Regions from separate parts of the Homo sapiens genome. Here region 2 is linked to region 1. A link is a loop called in an ENCODE intact Hi-C map of the cell type or tissue named here. Cell type or tissue: IMR-90. All regions are shown on one strand. Each heading gives the region's core, and the rest is flanking DNA. Links, peaks and the distances in the headings are about the cores only. Region 1 overlaps GNG5B (G protein subunit gamma 5B). Region 2 overlaps AMMECR1 (AMMECR nuclear protein 1).

Region 1 (11,602 bases), core at 4,193-9,192:
GGGAACACTTGGCCCAGCTTTGAATCCATTCTACCACATAACAACTACATGATATTAGACAAATCATTTAATTTCAGCCTTGTAAAATGGGGGTAATAATAGTATCTTCTTCATGGGGTTATTGGGAAGATTCAATCATATAATGAATGTAAAGCCCTTGGCACAGTGCCTAACACTGTGCATACCCAATCATGGTAGCTAGTATCAATATAAAAGTATCAGTGGGCAGAGGGTGGGTGGTGGAGAAATGATTCCAAGACCACCTTGGGAGCAAAGATCTGGATTTGCTGGCAAGTCAGACGATCACTAGGAAATGCCATCTGGGAAAAAAATGCCATGTAGTTATGTGTCTGATTATGATTTGACACATACATTCCTCACTACAGGGCAGGAACTTTGTCCTGATTACTGTGATATCCAGCATAGAATGGTGCTTCACACGTAGTAGTCACTCAATAAACATGGGATAAATGAATCAAACTAGGGGTTGCCGATGGCATAGGTCCCAGAGCTCTATAGCAGCCCACCACGGACAGCTTAGCACAATGCCCTGAATATAGTATGTGCTCAAGAAAGAATGAGTGATGTAAGAACCTCAGACAGTGTTGTACTTTACCATATCAGTTTCCACTTTACCTTAGTTGGATAAATTACATCACCCAAATTCAGCTTTCCTTGTTTTGCCTCTATTTCATCAGCTCCAAAGCCCTATCCCAATTTTAGAATCCCTAATTCATCATGTACATTCATTTGGCAAATACTCTTTGCGTGCTTAGTACATGCCAGGCATTATGCTAGATGCCATGAACCTCCTGGAGCTTGTTTAGTGGGGAGACTAGCAGCATGCAAGTCAACGAACAGATAAGATGATTTCAAATAGTGATAACTGAGTGCTATAAGAAAAGTAAAACAGGGTAACTTTATGGGGGATTACCTTAGAGTAGGTGGTCAGAAAAAGGTCAGAGAGAGCCTCATTTCTAAGGATGTAACACCTAAGTTGGATGATGAAGATCAGTAGCTGCAGAAATAAAAGGAGGTTGCTCTCTTGGAAGTGCCCAGTTTCTTCTGAAAAGCTGTGAAAAATCTCTCAAAAATGGAGGACAGTTAAGCAAAGACTGGAGACTGCAGGAGGAGAAAGTGAGCAAGGATTGGCAAATTACCATCCTGCCTAAACCAGTCTCAACCTTTTTGAGCTATTTTTAGAGGTTAGGTGTTTCATTGCATGTCAAGGTTAGAAAGTCACTTAGAGATCATCCAGATCCGTGCTATTCCGTATGCTGTATATATACCCCTGGTGGTACATGAGATGATTTTAGGTACTCGTAGATGAACATTATTTATTTTGATGTGTATTTTTTTAAAAAAACATCTCGACTGGGTGTGGTGGCTCACGCCTGTAATCCCAGCAGTTTGGGAGGCCGAGGTGAGTGGATCATCTGAGATCAGGAGTTCAAGGCCAGCCTCGCCAACATGGTGAAACCCTGTCTCTACTAAAAAAACAAAACAAAACAAAACAAAACAAAAAAACAAAAAAAATTAGCCAGGTGTGGTCGCATGTTTCTGTAGTTCCAGCTACTCAGGAGGCTGAGGCAGGAGAATTGCTTGATCCCAGGAGGCAGAGGTTGCAGTGAACTCAGATCACCTGGGCAACAGAGCAAGACTCCGTCTCAAAAAAAAAAAATCTAATATGGAGCCCATGATTTCATGATTATTATTGCTTTGATGAAATTAATGTAGGAAGAGCCATGCCAAGTCACTTTCCAGAGATCAATTTGGTTGGCCAAGAATGGACTCTGGATAGGCTTATGGGATGAACCTGAGGTAGGGAAGGCTGCCACCCCCAGGAATGAGAGATAGAATGCCCAAATGCCCTTCCTGTAATTTATGTTATTCTTGGATATGTCAAAAATCATGTAGGTTTTATACACAGATGGAAATATTGATTTGACTCTCTTGCCTTTGAATTCCTTCCACAAAGAAATTATTTTAGAGCCTGTAAACATCTAAGGAAATGGCAGGTCCTCTTGGTGGTTAAGTGAAAAGCCTCTAGAGTTAGTCATTCCTGGATTTGAATTCCAGCTCTGCCATTTAATTGCTATGTGACCTTGGGCAAGTAGTTTAAACCTGTCTACACCTTAGTTTCCTCATCTGCAGAGATGGGTACTCTAGGACCCATTTCTTAAAAGAGTTATTGAAAGGATTAAATGAGATAATATATGTGGGAAGTACTTTTCCTAGTGTCTGTCACATAGTAGGTGCTCAAAATACATTATAGCTTTAATTATTCAAGTTTTCTGGGGCAGTTTCCATTTCAAATATTCTGTTGTGTTTTTAGACTATTTGTTCTCATTTGAAATTCTAAAATGTCATCACTGTATTTTTCTTCAGCATTTGAAGGAGGAGGGTTTGTTTTTTCAGGTATAAAGACACAAAACTGCCTCCACTTTCTACACTTGATTTGAAAATCTCAATCCTAGTCAGAGACATCTTATTAAGACCCAAAGCATAGGATGGCTACTATAAATAAACAGAAAATAAAGAGTATTGGTGAGGATGTAGAGAAAATTGAACTCTTGTATACAGTTGGTGGGAATGTAAAACGGTTCAACCACTGTGGGAAACAGTATGGCAGTTCCCAAAAAAATAAAAAATAGAATTATATGATCCTTCAATTTTGCTCATGGGTATATACCCAAATGACTTGAAAACAGTGTCTTGAAGAGATATTTGTACACTTATTTTCATAGCAGCATTATTCATAATAGCTAAAACAGGAAGCAACTCAAGTGTCTATCAACAGATGAATGGATAAGCAAAATGTGGTATATACATACAATGAAACATTATTCAGCCTTAACAAAGAAGGAAACTCTGCAATATGCTACAGCATGGGTGAACCTTGAGGACATTATGCTAAGTGAAATAAGCCAGTCACAAAAAGACAAATACTGTATGATTCTACCTATATGAGGTACTTAGAATAGTCAAAATCATAGAGACAGAAAACAGAACAGTGATTGCCAGGGACTGAGGGAAGGCAAGAATGGGGAGTCATTGTTTAATGGCTACAGAGTTTCAGTTGTACAAGATGAAAAGGGTTATGGAGATGGATGGTGGTGATGGTTGTTTAACATGATGATGTGTTTAATACCACTGAACTATACATTTAAAAAGTTAAGATGGTACATTTTATGTTTCATGTATTCTAACACAATAAGACATTTGAGAAAAAAGAAGACCTAAAACAGACTTGTACCCACAAAGAATGGAGAAGGGAAGAAGAGTGATCTTTAAACACAGAAGTACCAGGCAGTGAAATTTTGAGTTTTCCTCAGAAGTACAAACAATGAGTGGACAGACAAGAAGCCAGGGTGGGAGAGACCTTTCATTGGGTGTGACCCTTCATTTCCAGTTCTACTTGAAGATTTTGCTTTAATTAACACAAAGGTGAAGCTCAGATTGTAGATGGCCTGACATTGCTTATGATCAGCCGTTTTTCTAAATTATCTAAACCTCATTATAATTATACATATGAAATGCCTGGTAATAAAATTGCATAGTAATTACACAGCCCGTAACATCAGTATTCAACCTGCAGGCTCCAGCTGCCCTCTGATATTCATTATAATCAGGTTTCGCCTGTTTACAAATGGCAGGGGAGGTAAATCCACTCAATGGATTTTGTTCTGGAATCTGTATGCCCTCCAGGGTCAGCTGAAACTCATAGAAAATTGTCCTTTAATATTTGAATCAATATACATGTATCCAAACCATATCCTTCTTCTTCATCAACTCTCTAGTTCTGGATACCTAATTAGATTCATCAATTCCTCCATAGCCTTCCTGAGAGAGAGGAGAATTAAGCAATGGGTCAGCCAGGGAACTGCCTGGGGTGCCAATTTAAAAGGGATGTTTAAAAATCCCTGGAATAAAACATAAATATGGTGCTGCATACCTTGGGTTTCTGCCAGTACTTCCTAAAGTAATTGGTGAAATGAAAATTGGCCACTTCTTTCACCTAAGGAGGCTGGGACCTTTGAGTAAAAAATTAAAAGCAAAAGCAAGCCAGTCCTCACTGGTGCCAACCACTCTATTTTCGTGACAAGCGCGTGCAAGTTAAAGGGTGTGCCACCAACGGTGAGATTAGCAAGATGGGAGTTGCTGAAAGTAGGCAACTCTCCACAATCACCTGATATTGAGAAACAAAATACTGCATGTTGCAATGCTCTTTATCAAGAATGAAGGGTTCATTTCCTTATCTAAATTTTAAATCCTCTACTATACCTTCCCCAAAGTTACCTGGTTTGGAGAATTGCAAAAGGACACTGAGGACAAAATAAAAACTACAGAAAAGTGGAAAATGGTTTGTTGTAAAAAAAAAAAAAAAAAAAAAAAACAAAAAAAGGAGAAATTCTAAGGTCTTTTGAATGTGATTTTATTTAACTTATTTATTTATTTTTATTTTTATTATTATTATTTTTTTGGAGAAGGAGTTTCGCTCTTGTTGCCTAGGCTGGAGTGCAACAGCACGATCTTGGCTCACTACAACATCCGCCTCCTGGGTTCAAGCGATTCTCCTGCCTCAGCCTCCCGAGTAGCTGGGATTGCAGGCATGCGCCACCACGCCCGGCTAATTTTGTATTTTTAATAGAGACGGGGTTTCTCCATATTGGTCAGGCTGGTCTCGAACTCCCCACCTCAGGTGATCTGCACACCTCAGCTTCCCAAAGTGCTGGGATTATAGGCGTGAGCCACCACGCCTGGCCTGAACGTGATTTTATAACTATATACCTGTAAGTTATCTGATTTTATAATTATATCCCTGTAAGTTACTGCCATTATATTTAGTTTTGAGTGACAAAACAAACAAAAGAAATGAAAGTAATAAATCAGTAATTTAAAATGCCAATTTAGGATTTTTTGCTGTAGTTGAAGGCAAAACATACACACACACACACACACACACACACACACACACACACACACACACAACATATTGGTTAAGCTCATAGGCTCAGATGTGAGCCTACCAGAGATTAAATCCTGGCTCCACTACTTACTAGCTGTGTGATCTTGGCTAAGTGACTTAAACTTTGGGCCTCATCTATTAAATGGGGATGATGATGGTGGTGGTGATGATGACGATGATGACGATAACAGTGCTCACCTCCTAGGATTAAATGAGATAACGCATGTAAAGTGGTTAGCATAGTTCCTGACATACGGTAAACACTCAATAAATGATAGCTATTATTGTTATAAGTGTAGGTAGTGAATTTTTTATTTCAAACATAAGGAAAAAAGACATACACTATTTAAAATAGAAACTCAGTCTCTCCCTACTCTCATTAAGTAAATGTTGACCAAATATTTTAAATATATGCAGGTGAAGAGGCACCAGAACATAAGCCTGCCTGGGGCATCCACATTGTCTCATCCAGTCTTGCTGAGGAGGGCAACTGTGGTACAATCAAAAGAATGCTAGATTTTTAGAACTGGAAAATCTGGCTTCAGGTCCCATCTCTGCCACTTAATAGTTACTAGTGTGACCATGAACAAATCATATAACCTCTCTGAGTTACAATTTCCTCATATGGAAATGAAGATACCTATGTTATAGATGGGTGGTGAGGACTGGAAAAGGTTGTATGGAAAAGCATCTGGCACATATTAGGCATTCAGCAATTGTTTATTGACTCTGAATCACAGAAAGAAAATAATTCAATGGAGATTTTAATACTTATCTGTCATCAAGGATGATGGCACAAGTTTCTGAGCAGCACTGATTTTGCCTCAAACTAGCTTCTGCCATTTCTTGTGAAAAGGTCAATATTACTGTCATATCCATAAGGCTCCAAGATGTAATTGTGTATGCCTGCTAAGACTTTTTAAAACAGGGTGATAGAGTTTGGCTTAAATGCCAGCACAGACCTTTCTACATAAATGTAGTACTGAAAAAGTGCTGAAATATTCCAAAGATGCTACTATTAATACCAACTTCAAAAATGATGAGGAAGTTGATGGCAGCAACTATAGTAACATGTTTTAGTTTTTTATGTTTTGTTTCACTTTGTTTTAAGTCACTGGCAAGATTATAGTCCAATTTGTCCTCTATTGACTACTGAACAATATTGTTTGTGGAACATTCCTGGAATCTGTTTGACTGTAACATAATCTGGTTTTGTGTACATAAAATTAGATTTAATACAGAAATAGGAGAAGTGAACAGCATCAAAATAATTCCAGAATACTCATAGGCCTTATAAAAATATTTGACAGCATTAGCTGACTTCCACTCTGATAGTTACGGAGCAAATTTAGCAGTCTCTAGAAGCTCTTACTCAAATATATAGTAATCCCCCTTTATACATGGTTTCACTTTCAGTGGTTTCAATTACCCACAGCCAACTGTGGTCCAAAAATATTAAATGGAAAATTTCAGAAATAAACAATTCATAAGTTTTAAATTATGGACGATTTTAAGTAGGGTGATGAAATCTTGCACCATCCTGCTCTGTCCCCTGAGACATGAATCTTCCCTTTGTCAGGGTAACCACGCAGTCTAAACTACTCACCCATTAGTCACTTAGTAGCCATCTCAGTTATCAGATCGACTGTTGTGGTATCACAGTGCTTGTGTTCAAGTAACTCTTATTTTACTTTATAAGTTCCCCAGACTGCAAGAGTAGTGAGGCTGGAAATTCGGATATGCCAAAGAAAAGCTGTAAAGTGCTTCCTTTCAATGAAAATGTAGGCCAGGCTCGGTGGCTCACGCCTGTAATCCCAACACTGGGAGGACGAGGCAGGTGGATAGCTTGAGTTCATGAGTTTGAGACCAGCCTAGGCCACATGGTGAAACCTTGTCTCTACAAAAAATACAAAAATTAGGCATAGTGGCACAGGCCTGTAGTCCAAGAGGCTTGGGGGGCTGAGGTGGGAGGATTGCTTGAGCCTGGGAGGTCGAGGCTGCAGTGAGCTGAGATCGTGCCACTGCGTTCCAGCCTGGGTGACAGAGTGAGACCCTGTCTCATTTTTAAAAAACAGAAAAAAAAATAAAAGCTAAATATTCTCAATTTAGTAAATAAAAAAAACTTTTATTAAAGTATATTGCTATAATTGTTCTATTGTTATTAATCTCTATATTGCCTAATTTATAAATTAAACTTTATCATAGATATGTATGTATGGGAAAAAACATAGTGTATACAAGGTACAGTACTATTTGCCATTTCAGGCATCCACTGGGGGTAATAATGTCAGACAGATGACAAAGTAATGTATAAAGAGCCTTTTAGAATCAATAACTAAAAGACCATTAAAAAAGTGGGCATACATTAAAATGAATATTCTTTTTTTTTTGAGACAGAGTCTCACTCTGTCACCCAGGCTGGAGTGCAGTGGCCGCAATCTCAGCTCACTGCACCCTCCGCCTCCTGGGTTCAAGTGATTCTCCTGCCTCAGCCTCCTGAGTAGCTGGGATTACAGGCACACGCCACCACGCCTGGCTAATTTTTGTATTTTTAGTAGAGACGGGGTTTCACCATGTTGGTCAGGATGGTCTCAAACTCCTGACTTCATGATCTGCTTGCCTTGGCCTCCCAAAGTGCTGGGATTACAGGCATGAGCCACTGCACTTGGCCTAAAATGCATTTTCTAGATGATTGAATAACAATAGTCCTTTGCTATGAGATAATGACTTGGTTTATGGCCTTAATATACTACTTAATTACTTAAGACATTTATTAATAGAATGATAAATGCATAGAGTAACCTGTAAGCATGACATACTTTTGCTTTCAGTAGTTTCATGTAAAGAAAAAAACTTGAACCAACCAAAAAAAGTCCAGGACCAGAAGGATTCACAGCTGAATTCTACCAGGGGTACAAGGAGGAGCTGGTACCATTCCTTCTGAAACTATTCCAATCAATAGAAAATGAGGGAATCCTCTCTAACTCGTTTTATGAGGCCAGAATCATCCTGATACCAAAGCCTGGCAGAGACACAACAAAAAAAGAGAATTTTAGACCAATATCCCTGATGAACACTGATGCAAAAATCCTCAATAAAACACTGGCAAACTGAATCCAGCACCACATCAAAAAGCTTATCCACCATGATCAAGTGGGCTTCATCCCTGGGATGCAAGGATGGTTCAACATACGCAAATCAATAAATGTAATCCAGCATATAAACAGAACCAAAGACAAAAACCACATGATTATCTCAATAGATGCAGAAAAGGCCTTCGACAAAATTCAACAGCCCGTCATGCTAAAAACTCTCAATAAATTAGGTATGGATGGGACGTATCTCAAAATAATAAGAGCTATTTATGACAAACCCACAGCCAATATAATACTGAATGGGCAAAAACTGGAAGCATTCCCTTTGAAAACTGGCACAAGACAGGGATGCCCTCTCTCACCACTCCTATTCAACACAGTGTTGGAAGTTCTGGCCAGGGCAATCAGGCAGGAGAAAGAAATAAAGGGTATTCAATTAGGAAAAGAGGAAGTCAAATTGTCCCTGTTTGCAGATGACATGACTGTATATCTAGAAAACCCCATTGTCTCAGCCCCAAATCTCCTTAAGCTGATAAGCAAATTCAGGAAAGTCTCAGGATACAAAATCAATGTGCAAAGATCACAAGCATTCTTACACACCAATAACAGACAAGCAGAAAGCCAAATCATGAGTGAACTCCCATTCACAATTGCTTCAAAGAGAATAAAATACCTAGGAATCCAACTTACAAGGGATGTGAAGGACCTCTTCAAGGAGAACTACAAACCACTGCTCAATGAAATAAAAGAGGACACAAACAAATGGAAGAACATTCCATGCTCATGGGTAGGAAGAATCAATATCATGAAAATGGCCATACTGCCCAAGGTAATCTATAGATTCGATGCCATCCCCATCAAGCTACCAATGACTTTCTTCACAGAATTGGAAAAAACTACTTTAAAGTTCATATGGAACCAAAAAAGAGCCCGCATTGCCAAATCAATCCTAAGCCAAAAGAACAAAGCTGGAGGCATCACGCTACCTGACTTCAAACTATACTACAAGGCTACAGTAACCAAAACAGCATGGTACTGGTACCAAAACAGAGATACAGACCAATGGAACACAACAGAGCCCTCAGAAATAATACCACACATCCACAACCATCTGGTCTTTGACAAACCTGACAAAAACAAGAAATGGGGAAAGGATTCCGTATTTAACAAATGGTGCTGGGAAAACTGGCTAGCCATATGTAGAAAGCTGAAATTGGATCCTTTCCTTACACCTTATACAAAAATTAATTCAAGATGGATTAAAGACTTACATGTTAGACCTAAAACCATAAAAACCCTAGAAGAAAACCTAGGCAACACCATTCAGGACATAGGCGTGGGCAAGGACTTCATGACTAAAACACCAAAAGCAATGGCAACAAAAGCCAAAATTGACAAATGGGATCTAATTAAACTAAAGAGCTTCTGCACAGCAAAAGAAACTACCATCAGAGTGAACAGGCAACCTATGGAATGGGAGAAAATTTTTGCAATCCACCCATCTGACAAAGGGCTAATATCCAGAATCTACAATGAACTCAAACAAATTCACAAGAAAAAAACAAACAACCCCATCAAAAAGTGGGCAAAGGATATGAACAGACACTTCTCAAAAGAAGACATTTATGCAGCCAACAGACACATGAAAAAATGCTCATCATCACTGGCCATCAGAGAAATGCAAATCAAAACCACAATGAGATACCATCTCACACCAGTTAGAATGGCGATCATTAAAAAGTCAGGAAACAACAGGTGCTGGAGAGGATGTGGAGAAATAGGAATGCTTTTACACTGTTGGTGGGACTGTAAACTAGTTCAGCCATTGTGGAAGACACTGTGGCAATTCCTCAGGGATCTAGAACTAGAGATACCATTTGACCCAGCCATCCCATTACTGGGTATATATCCAAAGGATTATAAATCATGCTGCTATAAAGACACATGCACATGTATGTTTATTGTGGCACTATTCACAATAGCAAAGACTTGGAACCAACACAAATGTCCAACAATGATAGACTGGATTAAGAAAATGTGGCACATATACACCATGGAATACTATGCAGCCATAAAAAATGATGAGTTTATGTCCTTTGTAGGCACATGGATGAAGCTGGAAACCATCATTCTCAGCAAACTATCACAAGGACAAAAAACCAAACACCGCATGTTCTCACTCATAGGTGGGAATTGAACAATGAGAACACTTGGACACAGGAAGGGGAACATCACACACCGGGGCCTGTTGTGGGGTTGGGGGAGGGGAGAGGGATAGCATTAGGAGATATACCTAATGTAAATGATGAGTTCATGGGTGCAGCACACCAACATGGCACATGTATACATATGTAACAAACCTGCACGTTGTGCACATGTACCCTAGAACTTAAAGTGTAATAAAAAAAATATATATATATATATAAAAAGAAAAAAACTTGAAAATAGTAATACCTGAGGACACATGGGAACAACAGACACTGCAGAGGGAGGGTGTGGACCAAGAGCTGTAAAACTACCTACTGGGTACTCTGCTCACTACCTGGGTGACGGGATCATCCATACCCCAAACCTCAGCATCACACAGTATACCCAGCTAACAAGCCTGCCCATGTGTTCCCTGAATCAAAAATAAAAATTGAAATAATTTTTTTAAAAAGAAAAATACAATAGTATTACCCATAGGACAAAATTTGTACTATTAGCAATAATTATTTTGTGTCTCATTTAGAAACAATTTGACTTTTGTTCCAGAGTTTAAATTTTGACAAAAATGGTTTTGAATAGATCTTTATAACCTGATGCCATAAATACAAGGTTCTCTGATACCTTCATTTATTATATCAATATTGGGCCTAAAACAGTATTCTGTAAAGCTTAAGTTGGTATTAACTATGATCATCTTGATGTCTATGATAGATAATAAACAAGGTCATACATACCTTACTAAGCAATTTTGGTTTTTCACCAACATTTTATTCTTTAAAAGATTTACAGTAACACAATTATTTAGCATTTCAAGTTGTGTGCTTTATTTAGCAAGTGAGAAAAAATTGGAATATTGAAGTATTTGCATAAAAAATCAAATGGTAGTGTTTTATAATCTCTATTGTATTTCCTATTAAATTTTTATATGTTACTTTCCCATTGTTCCTGAATTTGTTATCCTGTATATAAACAGAAACATGGATGAGTCAAAAAAAAGTGGACATAGGCTATGAGTAGATTATTCAAAAAGGAACTACAAATGGTCATATAATCAATAAACATATGAAAAAGTGTCAAATATCACTAGTATTCAAAGAAATAATAAACCACAATAAGTTACTAGTTTTCACTAATATGATATTGCTAAATATCATTTTTTAAAACTTGCACACTAAGTTTTATTGTATGCTGCTGCCAATGTATATAAAACAATTACCCTTGTGAAGTAGAAATTCATAAAAATTCAGAGGTAGATGTTAAGGACAGACAAAAGTAGAATTTTGTATATTACAGCACATGTGTTACAGGGATAAGCTTTTGTACAGGCTTC
Region 2 (11,602 bases), core at 2,145-7,144, 55 kb before region 1:
GTTACAAGTCTAGGCCCAAGAAATACTGTTTTGGAATGTGTAGTATAGTCTAAGTATGGTGCACAAAATTTACATCAAAGGCATAAACAGCTTTCTCTGACCTCTAGGTAGAGTTTAAAACTCCCACACGTAAGAACTATCTCTTAGGAACATAAACATCTCAGAGATAAAATGAGGTGAAACCTAAGAAACATTTTGTCTTAGAATTCTAGTAATTTGAGAAATCATGTACCAGAACCTCAGATTAAAAAAAAAAATGTGGCATAGTTGGATAAAAGTGCTGGAATAGGGCAGGGAAAGGAGGGGTGTCAGAAGACTTAGGCCCAAAGCTCAGCTCCACTATCCATCAGTCAAAAGACCATGAAGGAATCATCCTATTCCCTTCATCCTTGGACACAGATATGCAAGATGGGGACTGCCTACTTGATGAACTGCTACAGGAATCCAAGGACGCTATCCATTAAAAAGTTCCTGGAAACTGCTAAGTATTATAATTCTGTCAATAAAGGTATAATTATTAATGCTATCATCATTTTGGGTCAATGAGACCTCTACTAGGTAGACGCCCAAAATTGTTAATTTCCTTTCTTGGATACCTTGAAGAAGTAGGGATACTCTGAGATTATCATTTTTATAATAAATATAATTAAGCAGGTAGTTCTTAAACGGATTCCATATCTGGAAAATGTAAGATTATGGTGCTGATGGGGTACACCATGAGAGATTATGCCTTGCTCAATCAAGTGTTTCAGGGCTTTAAGAACATCAAGGAGGAAAGCAAGCATTAACATTCAGTGAGAGCATATTATGATATTATGAATTAAGTACTATTAGGTGCTTTCATATGCATTTTCTTCTTCTCGGCAAGATTGGTTTACTTGCCCAAGACACTGTTAATATGGAGCAGACATGACACTACCAACCAAGGATATCTGGCTCTAAAGCAACAGAAAAGGTTTATCATCTCCAGCTATGAGTGAGCTGGCACACCATTTCCTTTTTTATTTCAGTCATTCTTATGGTTGATATATGGGTTAACAAAAAAAAAATGTTTATCCACTGTATACCATCAGGAACCAGACTAGCAGGAAGAAACTTCTGAGTCCACAAGGAAAAGGAAATTTTCAATCTGGGTAAGGTAGTTAAATCTGGCCTGTATGTGCAGATGTGTTATAAGAGACAGCCCATTTAAGCATGCACTGGATAACTGTTCAAAACATTTTTCATGTAAACTAAAGACATCTTTGGCAACCAGAAAAGTCAATTACTCATATTCCCCTTCTCTGGTTCAGGAATTTATTGAGAGAAGACTAAGGAAGTCTGCTATCCAAAAATACATACACCTAGGCCAAGTGAAATGCTCTGCCTGAAAATACCTAGAGAAATATCTGTTGTCTTAGTCTGTTTGGACTATTTACAATACCATAAAATGGGTAGCTCACAAATAACAAATTTATTTCTCATAGTTCTGGAGGCCAGGAAGTCCAAGATTAAGGAGCCAGCAGACTCAGTGTCTGATGCGGGCCCATTCCTCATAAACAACAACATCTTGCTGTGTCTCACACAGTGGGAAGGATGAATGAGCTCCCTTGGGCCTCTTTTATAAAAGGGCACCAATCCCATTCATGAGGGCCCCACCTTTGTGATCTAATCACCTCCCAAATAACCCCACCTCCTAATAGCATCATCTTGGAGATTAGAATTCAACATATAAATCTGGTGGGAGGTCACAAATATTCATACCGTAGCACCTGGTAAGGGTCTCTTTTCCTCCAAAGGAACAGAATACCAGAGAAAATATTTAATTAAAATAAAATGAGGCTGGGTGCAGTGGCTCACACCTGTAATCCCAATACTTTGGGAGGCCGAGGAGGGTGGATCACTTGAAGTCAGGAGTTTGAGACCAGCCTGACCAACATGGTGAAACCCCATCTCTACTAAAAATACAAAAATTAGCTGGGCGTGGTGGCACAGGCCTGTAATCCCAGCTACTCAGGAGGCTGAGGCAGGAGAATCAATCGCATGAACCCAGGAGGCGGCGGTTGCGGTGAGCTGAGATCTTGCCACTGCACTCCAGCCTGGGTGACAGAGTGAGACTCTGTCTCAAAAATAAAAATAAAAATAAAAAATAAAATGAAACTAGACAGCAAGGAAATGGCTCCAGAGGCAGGAGGGATTCAAAGGAAAAGCTGGTTAAGTCATGGTAGGACAGAACCAGAGGGGGGAAAAAAAGAGTAAGGCATCAAACTTCAGAACTAAAACTCTGAAGGCAAGAAATCATGATAGTTCCGTAGAAAGTCTCCTTCGAATATCTAGAATTTTTCCAGCTTTAGTCACCACAACTGGAAGGGAAGTTTGGTTTTGTGTTGCTCTGACAACACCTTCTTAGACTGCATGAATCTAGAAATCTTCCCTAGAGAAACCTAACATCAGGGTAGCTAAGGAGTTGTGGAGATTCCCACACTGTCTCCCCTTTTGAGGCAAATTTGCAAACTGGCAATTAAGACAGAATCTTAAGGTATCATTGATAGTTATAAGGTAAGGGCAGTGGCCATGAATGGCAGGTTCACAGGCACAATTCCTTAGCATATATTCTTCTCAAGCCATCATATACCAAAGAATGTGATCTAGGTGAAGCCAGAAGACAAAATTAGCCCACTCTTAAAATTCCTCTGACTTCTGTATCTATACTGGATGGTGGGGGAAGGTTGGGGTGGAGAGGGGGTAAACAATCTTAAAGGAACTATTCAGTCAAGCTTGGCCAAGGCCACACAAAGTACCAAAGAATGAATTACACAGGGGTCAGTCTGAAATTCATGGAGTTCTCCCAAGGTAGTCATCACCAGTGATGGCAACAGAAGTTGGAGCTAAGAAAATTCAAGCGTGAAAGCCATATGAGCTCTTCATATCCTTTAGGTCTTAGACTATCACCTCCTCAAAGAGACCCAACTACCATCCTTTAGACAGGGTTCTCAACCCATCTAAAGTAGAGGATAGCAACTCTGTTGTTCTCTATGGCAATCCCTGTTCACTTATCCCAATAAAATTAGTCATCTGTCCCACTAGACTATAAGCTTTATGAAAACAAAGACCCTGCCTAACCTTTTCATTATTATATCCACAGTGCTTAGAACGGTGCCTAGAACACCATAAGTACTGAATAATGATTTGCTGAATAAAAAATAATTAGTATGTAACAATGACTCAAAGTGTGGTCCCTGGACCAGCAACGTTGGCATCACTGGGAACTTACTAGAAATTAAGTCTCAAGTTTAATTTTACACACTTAATTCTCACACTTACTGAATCAGAAACTGGGAGTAACAAGCCCTTCAGGTGGTTTTCATGCATTCTCAAGTTTGAGGACCAGTGGTATACAAGAAGAATGTATAAAAATTCATCTACCAAGAGTATAGAAATACTTATTTCCTGGTGGTACCAAGTAAAAAGGTGAAATTTCTTCTATAATGGGGTTGGAGTCATTGGTAGTTCATCCACAATTCTAAGCCTGGTATGTACACAACTAATATCTTATTGGAATGTAGCAAGGATTTCCAAATGCAGAATCTTGAAAAACTCAAACTCTCTAAGTATATTTCCTTATCTGTGAAAAGGGAACACTACCAATCTCACAGGTGGTTAGGATTAAATGAGATTTTAAAAATATTTTACCCAACTTCTCATACATAGTAAACACTCAATACATGGTAGTAGTAGTAGTACTGCTTCTTACTGAATGTGTTTTCGGAGGCCTCTGAAGATGAGTATCTCACAGAACAGTTTTCAACCCCCAAGAGCACCCTGGGAAAAAAGAAAGTGTCCCATTTTTCAAAAGAGTACATCCTATTACCAAAATGCTAGGATACAAGTAGCTTTGTGAGAGTATAAGGATACACAATTTGCTGGACTCCAGAGGCAAGGAGACACCAAAGAAAAGAGATAAATTAACTCACAAAGGGTTAAAGTAAGTGTGGGAGATACAAGATGGGAGCAAAATCAGAGACTGCTGGCAGTTAGGATGGCAGGGTTGAAAGAGCAAGGCTATGCTGTGATGAACTGTTTTCAGTTGGCAAGAAGGAAGTCCTTATATGCCTGATGTCCATATTTTCCAAGCCAAAAACTGGCATAACGTCTAACGAACATAAGTATACTTATGGACACAATGGGACAAAATGAAATCAGGGCTGTCCTGGAAATCCAGAATATATGGTTACTATCTGGAAATGGTCTGTTTTTAAAAGAACCCAACCCCAGCATGACTAAAGAACTGCATAGAGTTTCACAATACCCTTATACAGTCTCTAGTTATGACTCACCTGAATGATGAATGCTCAATGGGCACATGACCATTAAAAAATTAGAGCATGGGCCGGGCGTAATGGCTCACTCCTGTAATCCTAACACTTTGGGAGGCCCAGGCAGCCGGATCACTTGAGCCCATGAGTTTGAGACCACCCTGAGCAACATAGCAAAAACCCGTCTCTACAAAAAATTTACAAAAATTAGCCAGGCATGGTGTTGTGCGCCTGTAGTCCTAGGTACTTGGGAGGCTCAGGTGGGAGGATCACCTGAGCCTGGGAGGTTGAGGCTGCAGTGAGCTGTGATTGTGCCACTGCCCTCCAGCCTGGGTGGCAGAGTGAGACCCTGTCTCAAAAAAAAAAAAAAAAATTAGAGCATGTATGCAAAGTTACTTAACGTCATCTTCTCTGTCCTCCCATTCCACCAGCTCCTTCCGGTTTCATAAATTCATTGGCCATCTGGAGACCTTAGTTAAAAAAAATCATGAGGCTAATCCCTAGTATCCTACATTAGTTACTACTGAATTTTGATACCAGTTCAAGGGTCCTTTTGGGGTATCTGATTATCTTTGATAGCCAGGAGGCCCACAAGGTGCTTCAATACTAAATTACGTTCATAAGTTAATAGTTTCTTGAGCTCCAATAGACAACTAAGTAGAATTTTCAACCACTGGTTAAAAGAGATAATGGTCTTACTGCCAATGATTCTGTCAATTATGAGACCAGCTACTATCATGTGAGAGATAGGTGAGTTTAAACAGTTTGCCTTCTTGTGAAGGTAGTGGGTTTAAGAAAAAGAACTCCAGCTATCAGAATTCAAGAGTAGGGTGTCAAAAGAGGGGATGAAGGATAAACTATCTCTTACTATTGTGTTACCTTTCCATACAGAAACATTTTTCTCAAATAGAACCAAAATGCAGAGACACACTAACTGGTGTAGTCACCTAATGTGACTGAGACTGAGGAGGAGTCGTTGAATCAGATGATCTTTTTACTTCAGGGAAGTGCCTCCAGACCTAGTTGACAAAAACTGTCAAATTGTTTTGGTTTCTTCTCCAATCCTGGAAAACACAGACCACCTTGTTGTAGTTGTAGGGAGGACATCTATTAGACCTCAGAGTTACAGTAATGAGGATGTCTTGTTCCAATTTCTATCTGCAGCAGTTCACACTTCCTTATGTAACCAGGGGCTCCCTGGTTTCCTGAGTATCACCATTCTGGGGAAGAAATCAGTGTGTATACTGATGCTCAGAATACCCGACCTCAACAATTTCTTATACCTTAATCTTCCAAGTTACTAGTCTACATGACACTGTCTAGTACAGGGTAGAGTTGTGAATACCATACCCCTGAAAGACTTAGTCTGTTACCGGGAAGCAAGTCAAAACTAGGTATTCAAAGCATAGAGTGGCTGGAATAAAAGAGACTAAAAAGAAAGCTAAGAAGTTTCCTTGCCCCATTCTTTCGCAATAGAGAGAATGGTTTAGACAGTGTACAAGGCCATCCCACAAGGATAAACAAGATGAGAAGCCAAACTGCAGTTGATGGGGTCAACTTAGTACAAGAAACCATTATTAAGCACCTTCTCTACTATTTTTGCCATGCACTTGGGATAAGAAAGGAAAAAGACCATCCTCACTCTTCAGGAGCTTATACTCTAATAAGTGAAGGAGAGAAATACATGAATAGAATTTAATATACAGCAGTAAATGATAAGAAAATAGCTATGAATGAGGAATTATGGGACACAAAGGAGAGACACTTAGCCAGTTTGGTAGTTCAGGGAAGCAAGAAAGAGGACCATGACTGCAGAAAGGACTTTAGCTCAGTATCTGTGACTTGGAGCCATCAGATAGCATAAATCAAAAAGAGTAAAGGAAGAAGGCAGGCTAGAAATCTCACAAAGAGCTGAAGTAGCACCATGGCTTTTGGCATTTTTTAGGTGGCAAAAACTTTGAAGAGTGGAGAGTTCTCCCTCAGCACGATGCCCATTCACCTACCCACCCTCATATATCTTTACAGAAGATTTGATTTGGTAGAGAAACAGGGAAGCAAAGCAGGTATGTAAAACATCCAGAAGGATGCACACCACATAATAGGTTCTCAGCAATTTCTCTTGATTTCTCCTCACAAGCTCTACCAGAATTTCAAGAGTCAGATTGTGCGCTCTCAGAAACTGACAGAATACTGGAGATCTTCAAAGTATAACTGCAAGCAAAATCATAGACATTACTGCAGGGCTTCATCAATGTATGGCTGACAGAGCTCTCCAAATTCATTAGAAATGGTACAGCCCTTCTTTTTGGATAAACAATGCTAGCCTAACATGAGCCTCTAGATCACCACCCACATTATTCAGTTAAATGCCAAACTATACCATTTCTTTCCTGTACTATTGTTTGTACTTATTCTTTCCTCACAAATCTAATCTCACAGCTAATTCTTATGTAGACTAGAGTCCACCCTGGACTAAACTATTCTGATATTTTCTTCAATAATGACTCTGATTTAAATGTGTCTAATCCCTCACTTATTCAACCATATAACTTCTACAGCATTCCCACATAGGTTAGAAAATCAAGTCAAAATGAATAAACAGATGCTTTAATTTTAAGCCACTCCACTCTTCTCTCTCTTGATTCAAGAATTCTCAAATATACTTATTTCCCAACAGCTCTCTAAACAAAACTACTTACTCAGCTCTGTTTATGATCCTCACTGACTAGAATGTCTAGTCCTCTCCCCCTAAATAAAATTCTAAATCCATATTTGAAACATAATTCAAAACTGTCCATGAATCCTTCCCTCAACAAATAAGTCCATTAACTTCAAAATTATTAATATGTCTCCCTCATTCCCATGTATTATCATAAATACCCAACTCCCCATTATCCACATGTGGCAATTTCTACCTCTTTTAGTCACCCACTTCTGACCACTTAAGGCACTGGAGCAAGGTACAGAAGGCACATAAAGCCAGTTCACAGAATGAGGGAAAAAGTCAAGAAAAGGAGGCAAGGATATTACTATTTTACACTATTTACATTAGGATCCCCCACAGAAGCAGAGATAATGAGAGATGATTATACTCATAGACACACACAAAATTTAATTACATCAATGTATATTAAAATTTGAAACATACTAGTCATAGAAATAGCCACCTGCTTAGTTAGCTAGAAAAGATAGTTTACTTACATTATGTCCCAGTGGAAGAACAAGTTGGTAAATTATTCTATTTATACTGGAAGTTTACAGGCCAACGTTGATATGAAACATATATGTACATAAACACACATACCTACAAGGCAAATGTGCCCAGCCTATTTATCTCTGTAAGAAATCCTGCCAAACCAAAAATGCACTATTTTATTCGTTAAATTCCTATTAGTCCACAGTATACTGTCAAATACACAGATGGCACTCAAATGGTAGTTGACAGTGCTCTTCAATACAAATCTATCAAGCCAAATTCAGGAAGAAATTAATCTTTAATCATGAAAACGCTCAAGAAAACATCCTGCATGTTACAGCATTCTTATAATTGTACTGGAAGATATACTGTAATTTACTTAGTATAGCCAAGAATTTATAGAACCATGATTCAGAGTTGCACACAATCTGATTTTAGCACTGAAGCTGAAAAATAAAACATACTGGAATCAACCCAACTTGCTCTATTTCCTGGAATACAGGTAGAAACCCATTATAGTTAACATCAGGAAAACAGGAACTTCTATATTACAATGTAATATCCTATAGTGAACTCACAGTACTTTGTTGATTTGGTTACAAAAAATTATTTACAGCAAATAATCAAGGAAAACAAATATTTACTCCAATGCTTTCCCAGTAACAGTCATCCCCTATAATGAAAAAATATTTATGTGTTGCTAGCAAAGCAATTCTCACTTGATGATCCACTGTGAACATTAGATCTAAAGAGCATTTCTCACCCTTGCCTCCCCCGTTTTATTCAGCCCAACTTCCCCAATGCTTACCTCCTTAAATAGTATATACAAGCAAACATAACCACCCGATATTGATCTCAAGCTACTTTTGCAACTACTATTATCTATTTTAACTTGTCACTTGTATAAGATTTATGTGCTGATTAGGCTGTATGATTACTCTGCTAATTTTAGTTACATTGCTAGTATAACGTCTATGTAATAGAAAACACATTTTTTTTAAAAAGTACATTTCCATTCTTGTGTGTTTGTAGCAGTCCTGATATGTACCACATATGAGTCCAATGATGTAAGTTTTAATGAAATATTTAATATTATTAAAATTTTATAAAATATTTCTGGTGCTTAACAGTAATGAAAAGGCCAGTGTTAAAAATGGACAATTTCCCTCCTAAATCAATGGCATACAGAAGTTAAGATCTGATGAAATCAGGAATTTTTAGGGCACAAGACTTATGCAACTTCTCAGAATTCTACTTATTGAACATGAGTGTACAATACATATAAAATACTTCCCTGCTTGCAATGTCACAAGTTCTACTACCCCGTTTTCTTCAATACTACAATGCTTATTAATGTTTTTGAAACTGTAGCACCCCATTATGAGTTGGTTGACTTAATAACACACTCTTTTTCTCTCCTATGAGTGTGGAGTGTGTGGGTACTTTAATTGAAAATAATTTTGGTTTAAAAATTTCATGACACCTCTTGAAGTATTGAGAGGCAGATTTAAAAATTCACTGCTCTTAACTTCCTCACCTTAAGAAAAATTTTAAACAAAAATTCACTCAGCACGTTTATAAAAAATGATGTTCTATGTAGATTGATAATAGTGGAGTGGGGAAGAGAAGGGAAAGAAAATATAAAGATGAAGACAGAAAATATAAAGAAGAAGACAGAAGCTTACTATCCAATGTAAGGTAGACATGTACATAAATAATAGAAAATACAAGCCGGGCGTGGTGGCTCATGCTGGTAATCCCAACACATGGGGAGGCTGAGGTGGGCAGATCACTTGGGGTCAGGAGTTCAAGACCAGCCTGGCCAACATGGTGAAACCCCATCTCTAGTAAAAGTATTTTAAAAAATTAGCCGGCGTGGTGGTGCGCACCTGTAGTCCTAGCTACTCAGGAGGCTGAGGCAGGAGAATCACTTGAAACTGGAAGGCAGAGGTCGCAGTGAGCAGAGATCGTGCCATTGCACTCCAGCCTGGGCGACAGAGTGAGACTCTGTCTTAATAATAATAATAACACAAAATATACAAGACCTAAGGTACTTGGGAGAGGTGATGACGGTTACAGGTAGGAGGATGGGAGCACATGCTAAATCTGAAAGGGACAGCTTCGAAGTTTCACATTGGAACACTGATGTTATATTGCAGAATTTAAATGACAGTCCATTATCCTGCATATGTATTCCCACTTAAGTTCAAAGAGATATATATGCAGAGGTGCTAAAAACATTTATCTAGGTTATATTCTAGTTTCCCAAGCCATGTGCCTATGGGACTACATCCACCCAGAGAGGGAACTCTTTTCTAATTCACATAAAAGCAATGTAAATGCCAGCAGTGGCCCCGAATACACAGACTTTATTTTCTCCTATCTTTCCCTATACCAGCAATACTACAATTTTAATGCCCAGCAATAAAGGACTGGTTAAATAAAACACCCATAGAATGGAATGTCTTGTAGGCATTAAAAAGAAACAGGTACTGCTGTCTAGTTGATTACATTGTGACAATCAATTTTTTAGTATTGATAATACACTATAATTATATATCACCAGTGGGAAGCTGAGTGATGGGTACACAGGATTTTGCTGCACTATTTTTGTAACTTCTTGTGAGCCTGTAATTATTTCAAAATAAATAGTTTTTAAAAAGAAAAGAACCAGGAAGTTGCAGGTGTGCTGATACAGAAGTATCTCCAAGGATGTGCAGCAATAGCAGCTCTTGTTTATTGCTGGTGGGAATGCAAAATGGTACAACCACTTTGGAAGACAGTTTGAGAGTTTCTTACAAAACTAAACATACTTTTACCATACACTCCAGCAATCATGCTCCTTCGTATTTACCCAAAGGAGCTGAAACCTTATGTCCACACAAAACCCACAGAAAAATGGTGTTTATAACAACTTTACTTGTGATTGCTAAAACCTGGAAACAACCAACATATCCTTCAGTAGGTGAATGAATAAACAAACTATAGTACATCTAGACAATGGAATATTACTCAGCACTAAAAAGAAATGAAATATCAAGCCATGAAAAGATGGAGAAGAAACTTAAATGCATATTGCCAAGTAAAAGAAGTCAATCTAAAAAGTCTACACACTGTATGATTCCAACGATGTGACACTCTGAAAAAGGCAAAATTGTGGAGACAGTAAAAAGGTAAGTGTTAGGGAGGGAGAAATGAATAGGTAGAGCACAGAGGATTTTTAGGACAGTGAAAATTCTATGATACTATACTGGTGGGTACATATAATTATACATTTGTCCAAACCCTTAGAATGTACAATACCAAAAGTGAACCTTAAACTATGAAGTTTGGGTGATAATGATGTGTTAATGTAGGGACATCAGTTATAACAAATGTACCACTCAGGTGTGGGGTGTTGTTAATGGGGGAGGCTATATATATGTGCGAGCAAGGAGTATACGGTATATCTCTGTACCTTTCTCTCACTTTCACTGTGAGCCAAAACTGCTCTTAAAACAGTCTTTTAAAAAGTATCTACAAAATTGATTGTTAACTGCAAAAAAAGATGTAGAAAAGTATGTATAGTATGCTACTCTTTGTGCAAAACAAAAAGACATGCATATGTACATAAATTCTAGTAGTATATGCATAGACTGTCTCTGTAAAGATACACAAGAAATTGGTGGCAGCAGTTTTTGCCTTTGTGAAGAGCACCTAGGTAGCTGGGCGAAAGGAGTAGGAGGGAAATCTATATCTCATTGTCCTCGTGTGTTTGGATTTCACACCATGTGAGTATACTACCTTTTTAAAAAGTTCATTCCAGGAGCACAGTTTTCCTGTCAGAAGATTTTAAAGTATCCCCACCATCTGGTATATTTTCCTTCATCTAGTTTAGAAGGTCCAGGGATCATGGGATAAGATTTAGAGATAAGTTCTTCCAATGATCTAGCATTCTGAGTTCTCCTGCTAGGCTATGAGCTACTGAAGAGCAAAGGACCATAGTATTACCTGTACCTGTCACAATGTCTGACACATTAGGGGGCCTGATTTTCTTGAATTTATCTGACCTGTTATCCTGGCCATTCCTTTTGACCTACTCTTATAAACCCAGACACAGAAGGATACTTTA

Evidence for each region. Peaks named below come from ENCODE experiments on the same cell type or tissue, not always from the same donor. Only the 100,000 strongest peaks of a DNase experiment are listed, where the experiment ranks them.
Region 2: a loop joins it to region 1, with 5 times the contacts of the local background. A loop is called at or near these places in 1 of 110 quality-filtered maps.

The regions. Positions count from the first base shown.
Region 1 is chrX:110,335,030-110,346,631 of GRCh38, forward strand. It overlaps GNG5B (G protein subunit gamma 5B), which reads right to left. Exons shown (of 1, transcript NM_001396022.1): 1 at 11,425-11,602. It also overlaps a transcript of AMMECR1 not described here. Among named protein-coding and RNA genes, the nearest start is that of GNG5B, 6.1 kb to the right of the region's middle. RefSeq lists enhancers at 6,416-6,565, 6,576-6,635. In IMR-90, for the core only: no CTCF peak of the experiment used is centred there; a DNase peak (open chromatin) is centred at 6,562; H3K27ac peaks cover 842 bases.
Region 2 is chrX:110,282,021-110,293,622 of GRCh38, forward strand. All of the region lies in intron 1 of AMMECR1 (AMMECR nuclear protein 1), which reads right to left. Among named protein-coding and RNA genes, the nearest start is that of AMMECR1, 30 kb to the right of the region's middle. In IMR-90, for the core only: no CTCF peak of the experiment used is centred there; DNase peaks (open chromatin) are centred at 2,361, 4,301 and 5,801; H3K27ac peaks cover 2,856 bases.